2 separate regions of the Homo sapiens genome follow, and region 1 is linked to region 2. The links are chromatin loops, found by intact Hi-C in ENCODE. Cell type or tissue: ascending aorta. All regions are shown on one strand. Each heading gives the region's core, and the rest is flanking DNA. Links, peaks and the distances in the headings are about the cores only. Region 1 overlaps GLI2 (GLI family zinc finger 2). Region 2 has its middle 220 kb from the start of TFCP2L1.

What was found. A loop is a pair of places that touch in the nucleus more often than their neighbours do. Peaks named below come from ENCODE experiments on the same cell type or tissue, not always from the same donor. Only the 100,000 strongest peaks of a DNase experiment are listed, where the experiment ranks them.
Region 1: it touches region 2 in a loop (2.4-fold over the local background); 5 of 110 quality-filtered maps call a loop at or near these places.

Annotation. Positions count from the first base shown.
Region 1 is chr2:120,843,739-120,846,648 of GRCh38, reverse strand. The region is part of intron 2 of GLI2 (GLI family zinc finger 2); the gene reads right to left. Among named protein-coding and RNA genes, the nearest start is that of GLI2, 110 kb to the right of the region's middle. RefSeq lists an enhancer at 1-490. In ascending aorta, for the core only: no CTCF peak of the experiment used is centred there; a DNase peak (open chromatin) is centred at 1,116.
Region 2 is chr2:121,063,813-121,066,722 of GRCh38, reverse strand. No RefSeq gene overlaps it. Among named protein-coding and RNA genes, the nearest start is that of TFCP2L1, 220 kb to the left of the region's middle. In ascending aorta, for the core only: no CTCF peak of the experiment used is centred there; no DNase peak of the experiment used is centred there.

The DNA of each region.
Region 1 (2,910 bases), core at 109-2,608, 220 kb after region 2:
AAACACGGCTGCCTCTTGACCTGGTACACCTGAGTGGCCTGGAACAGAAAGGCAGGACAGGTGCTTCGGCACGACCAGGGGCTGTTGGAAAACAGCCCGGAGAGGTGCCAGCCCCTCAGGACCCCTGCAGAACAGGTACAGTACCACCACCTGTGCACTCAGCCCACACCAAATTACCAACTGCCCGGAGACCCAGCAGCTGTGAAGAGCCCCCTTAGAGAGCTTGCTCTAACGATGCAGATACCTGGGCACCTCCCAGGCCCAGCCAGTTATGGCTGAGGCCCACAAAGGCTTTCACAAAACCTCTTCTGAGTGATTTTTGCTGAGCAGCCAGAAACAGAGAGCCCAGAACTCCACCTATCTCTCACCAGACAGATGCACATGGAAGGGCCAGGGACCAGGAGCATGCTGTAATTAGCTCCATCCAGCAAGCTAGGAAAATGACCCCAATTGGGTGGCTTTGAAGAAGGTGGAAGGGAGGCCACTCCACGGCAAGAAACCAGAATGACTGACGGGGGAGATCTAAACCAGGCCCACTCCACAAATGACAACACACGAGTAGGTCTAGTCGTGCTTCGGACCCCCCTAGTGACATCTCCCAGCTGACCTGGGGAAAGGCAGAGCCCCCAGTGATGTCCAGTTACAGACCCAGATCCTGGCTCTGCCTCTAACCAGCTGACTGACTTAGATAATTCCACTTAGCCTCAGTTTTCCCATCTGTAAATTGGAAAGGGTTGTTGTGAGGATCAAATGGGCTAACCTGTGTAATATTTAGTCTGATGCCTGGCAATTAGGAAAACCTCAGCAACAATATCTACATAATACTACCACGTATTCCAGGCACAATACCTGGAACCTAATAAGTAATGAATATTTACTAAGTGGATGATTTGCCACAGAAACAGAGGTATCCATGCGGGTACCACCCCATCCCATGATTCCAATCAGGAAAGAGTCCAGGCAGTGTCCCGAGTTCATTAGTGGTAGAATGAGCCAAGTCAGCACAAGAAGCTGACCGGGGCTCCCGACTGCTGTGCCGTTTGCTTTCCAGGTCTCCCAGGGAGCACCTCTCCAGTCCCCAGGCCACCCAAAACTGGGCGGAGTGTCTGAGAAGGAGACTGGAGGCAGCCAGCCCCAGCCAACTGGCAGCTGCAGCATGTGAGCACGGCAGAAAGTCCAGGCCCACGTGGGCGTGCCTGGGCCTTGGCTGAACCAGGACTGATCTAGTTCCTTGAAGCCAAGTGGGGATGTTTCCTCCCTGTATAGCATGTCTTCCCTTGGAACAACCACAAGACATGTCATCGTCTTAATGAAGCCCTAGCGCTGTTTGCATTTCCAAAGCATCTCTTTCTCCTTCATTTTTAGTTTATATTTTTGAGACAGAGTCTTACTCTGTCACCCAGGCTGGAGTGCAGTGGCACAATCTCGGCTCACTGCAACCTCCACCTCCCGGGTTCAAGTGATTCTCATGCCTCAGCCTCCCGAACAGCTGGGATTACAGGCGTGCACCACCATGGCTGCCTATTTTTTGTATTTTTAGTAGAGACGAGGTTTTACCATGCTGGCCAGACTGGTCTCGAACTCCTGACCTCAAGTGATCCACCCACCTCAGCCTCCGAAAGTGCTGGGATTATAGATATGAGCCACCGTGCCCAGCTTCTTTCTCCTTTTTTTCCTCACCTGCTCCTCCCACCCAGTCTACACAGGGGGCAATTCCAGGTGGAGAACAGGAGGCTAGAGAGGTTAACGTTCATCACCTGGAATCATGCAGCAACTCACAGGTGAAGCCTTATTTTCAGGACACTATGTGGGCCAAGAAAGCAATAAGGATTATCCCTACCCAACTGGCTCCTGAGACTGAGGGGTCTCTGCTAGGATGGGGTGCCCCAGAAAGTAAGTGCCCTTTGGGGTGCAGATCACAACACCAAATTACCCTATCCACTTTGTCTTGGTGACCAAAGACACAAACTGAAACCACAACCTCCAGGGAAGAAAACGTTAATTTCCTTTCTAACTAGAATTCAGAACATTTTGGAGCTGGAAAGAATCTTTGAGAAACCATAGTCCAACCTTCCCATTTTACAGATGGGGAAAGTGAGGTTCAGAGCAACAAAGGCTGCTCCAGGCTAGTCAGTTAGCAGTTGGTCTTCTGATTTCCCAGCCAGCAAAGTGACAGGAAGGGACGGAGACCCTCCAAGCCCCACCTGCACCCACTATAAAGACACAAGAAATGGAGCTTGTACCCAAGTAGGGCTGGATGTACTAATTTTATGCAGATTCCATCTAATGCCATTAGGCAATCAAAGTAAGGATTAGCAAACTACAGCCTGAGGCCAAATCTGTCCACTGCTCATTTCACTGGGACACAGCCCTGCTCGATCATGCACATACCATCTATGCTGCTTTTGAGCTCCAGTGGCAGAGGAGAGTAGTTGTGACAGAGACCATACGTATGGCCTGGAAAGACTGAAATCTTTACTCTCTGGCCCTTAACAGACACGTGTGCTGACTGCTAATTTCGAACTAGGGAAAATGTCAAGCACCCTCTGCTAGGAGCTACTCAGGGTTCTTTGGTGACATCAGATAGGACCCTTGCCCTGATGTAAAAGGTGGGAAACAGGCCCAGTGAGAGATGGGTCCTGCCGGGGACCACACTGCAGGCTCCAGCAAAACCACACTCCTGGACAGGCACGGTGTCTCACGCCTGTAATCCCAGCACTTTGGGAGGCTGAGGTGGGCGGATCACTTGAGGTCAGGAGTTCGAGACCAGCCTAGCCAACATGGTGAAACCCTGTCTCTACTAAAAATACAAAAATTAGCCAAGCGTGGTGGCATGTACCTGTAATCCCAGCTACTTGGGAGACTGAGACAGGATAATCACTTCAACCCGGGAGGCAGAGGCTGCAGTGA
Region 2 (2,910 bases), core at 233-2,732:
CACTCCTCCTGCTAATCCAGGATGTGGCTTCCAAGTCCTTTTCAGCAAAGGTATCAGGCACCCCGTGACTGATCAAAGTTGGCCATCTCATATCCGGTTATAACCCACAGGCCTACGCTTCTTTCTCTTCCCTATCCCATTCCCCTACCATTCAGCCACATGGGATGTATTGGCACTCTCACATTGGGATACTTGAGGAGGTTAAAGGACTGGACCAACTTCACACAGGTACTGGCAGGCGAGGGGTGATGCGAGGGACAGTGCAGTGCTCCGTGACTAGCTTTGCTGCTACCACCCCTCTGCCTAAAGGGGCAAGGATCCCAGAAGGAGAGAGTTGCTTTGAAAAGAGTCATCTGGCTGAGGGACACAGTGAACCCCAAAGCAGCCCCAAATGGTCAGAGTCAGGGAGTAAGTGCCCTGGCCTCCTTCTCCCTCACCTGCCTGTGCTCCCATTGTCTGAGCCCCACTAAAGCTGGAGGGCGGGAGAGCCTCTTGCAGTAGATATCACAGGGTGGAGCAAGGCTTGGGGGAAGTGGGCACCACCAGAAGCTTTCAGCCCACAGCAGGATGCCCTGCTCGGCCCCACAGAGGAGACAGAAGGGACAGGCCAGGCTCACAGACAGGCTGTCAATGTGCTACCCGTTCCATACCACCGTGCTCTTGCCACCAAGTTCCGTCTGCCTGTCTGACTGTCCTGCCAGCTTCATTTGCCAAAACCTACTTCTCCTTCCAGCCAGCCCAGGAGCCACCTCCTCCTCGAAGCCTCATACATTGCCCTTTCTGCTGGGTCCTCAGTACTGCCCCAGTTAGAGGTCATCGTTCCTTCCTCTGGACTTCAAAAGCAGTTCCCCAGCAGGGGACGTCCGCGGGAGCCAGGCCTGTGCAGTGGGAAAGGAGAAGCCATCCTCCCACGCGATGGACGAGGACTCAGAAGCCAAGAGAGTGTTTCTGGTGTGGTCAAGGTGGCTGGCCCCAAATCCAGCATCCTCTCTCCACAGAGCCCTCGCCCCTGTCTTCAGCCAATGTCCCTAATATGGCTTCCCATCCACCTGGCTGCTGGGCACACCTCCGCACCATCCCACCTCCAACACCGTCTCTCCCCTGCAACCCCACTGCCACCCAGACCAGGAGAGCAGGTTTGAGAAGCGCCCCTTGGCTGCTGGTGGCTTGCAGCAGGCCCCGAGGCTCCTCAGCTTTCTTCTGGTGTCCTTTGGGGACCTTGTCCTATAGACTTGGGGATAAGTCACAGAACTCTTGCAGCCACACTGAAGAAGTACATGAGCCAACCTCTGGTGAGGCCAATTCTGCCACCACTGGACCTGTCCCTGGGCCATTGCCTCGTGTGCTCACTCTGAAAGCCTGCCTGACCCTCAGTCTCTTCTTTTGCTGCCCCCTAGCCTCTGTGACCCACCTGTGGACAACTGGTCGTGATCAGCTGTATGTGAGTGGACCCAGGCTCAAGTCAACTCAACTGAACAAACATCTGAAAATCTGGCATGTCAAGCTGTCCTGGGCACTGGGAGTGTCAAGGTGACCAGGACACAGTCCTTGCTTTCTGGGTCCTCACATCTAACCAGAGGGACTGGCATGTGACATGTAAAGGATACTAGCATATGCCAAGAGCAATAGTAGTAACAGTTACAGAGATAGAACAGGGAGAATGGATGTTAATGTGCATATTTATCAGGGAAGGCTTCCTGTAGGAGGTGGTAGGGCTGGGCTTTCCAGTTAAGAGAGGGGTCTTGTTCTATAGCTGCTCTAGTCTTCATATAGAAAAATAATTTCTTTTCTCTGGATGGCTAGACTGGGCAGGGTGATGTCTTGTATGAATCAAGGTCTGGGGCTCAGCCACAATCATCCTGCACAGTGGATGGGAACTGACCCCAGGAGTGGCATGGCTGCCTTCTTCATTATCAGGGTGGAAATTTCCAGTGTCCCCACATCATGGCCCTCATACTCATAACAAATTGTAGTGTCTCAGCCCCCAAAGCCCAGAGCGGCTGGGCACATTAACAAGAACCTCAGCTAGCAACAATATGCTGCCTCAAATATAAGCTTGGCCCTAAAGCCCCCTGCGCCAAGCAGCCCTCTCCTGTTTATTTCCATTCCTTACCTAAGCCAACCTCATTAGTCTCCCCCAAATATTCCCCCTAATTATGCTCCAACGGAGGTGGGGGGCACACGTCCTTATGGTCTGGGCAGCCGGGATTCCTAATAAAAAGTCACCATAATAATTAAGAACAATGATTAGGCTCCTTTCCACTGCCCCCGATCACTCCAGCCCCATCAAAACTGGCTCCAGACCAGGTGCTAAGCTCTGCAGCACCGCCCAGGCATTTATTCCGAGCATGCTGCCCTGGCAAGCGACTCCAGTCCCCTTTCTCCCCACCCGCTAATGAACATCTGCTGGTGCTTCCTGGGAGTTCAAGGACTTTGGGAGAGGTGGCTTAGAGGTGGTGTAGTCAGAAACCAAAACCACGTCCATCTCTACTCCCAAAAGCATGAAGGAACTTCGTCTGTGCCTTCGGGTCCGTGCTGTCCTTACCCCAGGGATGTCCTTCCTTCCCACCCACCCGTTCATGTGGCCCAGACCTCTCGGTATTCCCATACTCAGCTCTGGGCACCCTCCTCTGGACACCTATCCTGGCAGCCCTGGGCAGCTTGGTAGGCACCTCCCTTGGGCTCCCACAGCCTACCTTGCAGCCGCTCCTATGGCGCTCTCGTTGCTGTTCACTTGTGTGTCTCAGAGGTGCAGGCTCACTCATCTCTGCCTCCCAGGGCTGAGCTCAGTGCCAGGCAGTGAGTGGGCCTCATTACGAGTCTGTTGAATGAGTGACGAGAGCTATAAGATGCCCAAGAAGGAATTTCAGAAATAAACAGAATTTTAACATCTTCTTCTTCTCTCCCTTT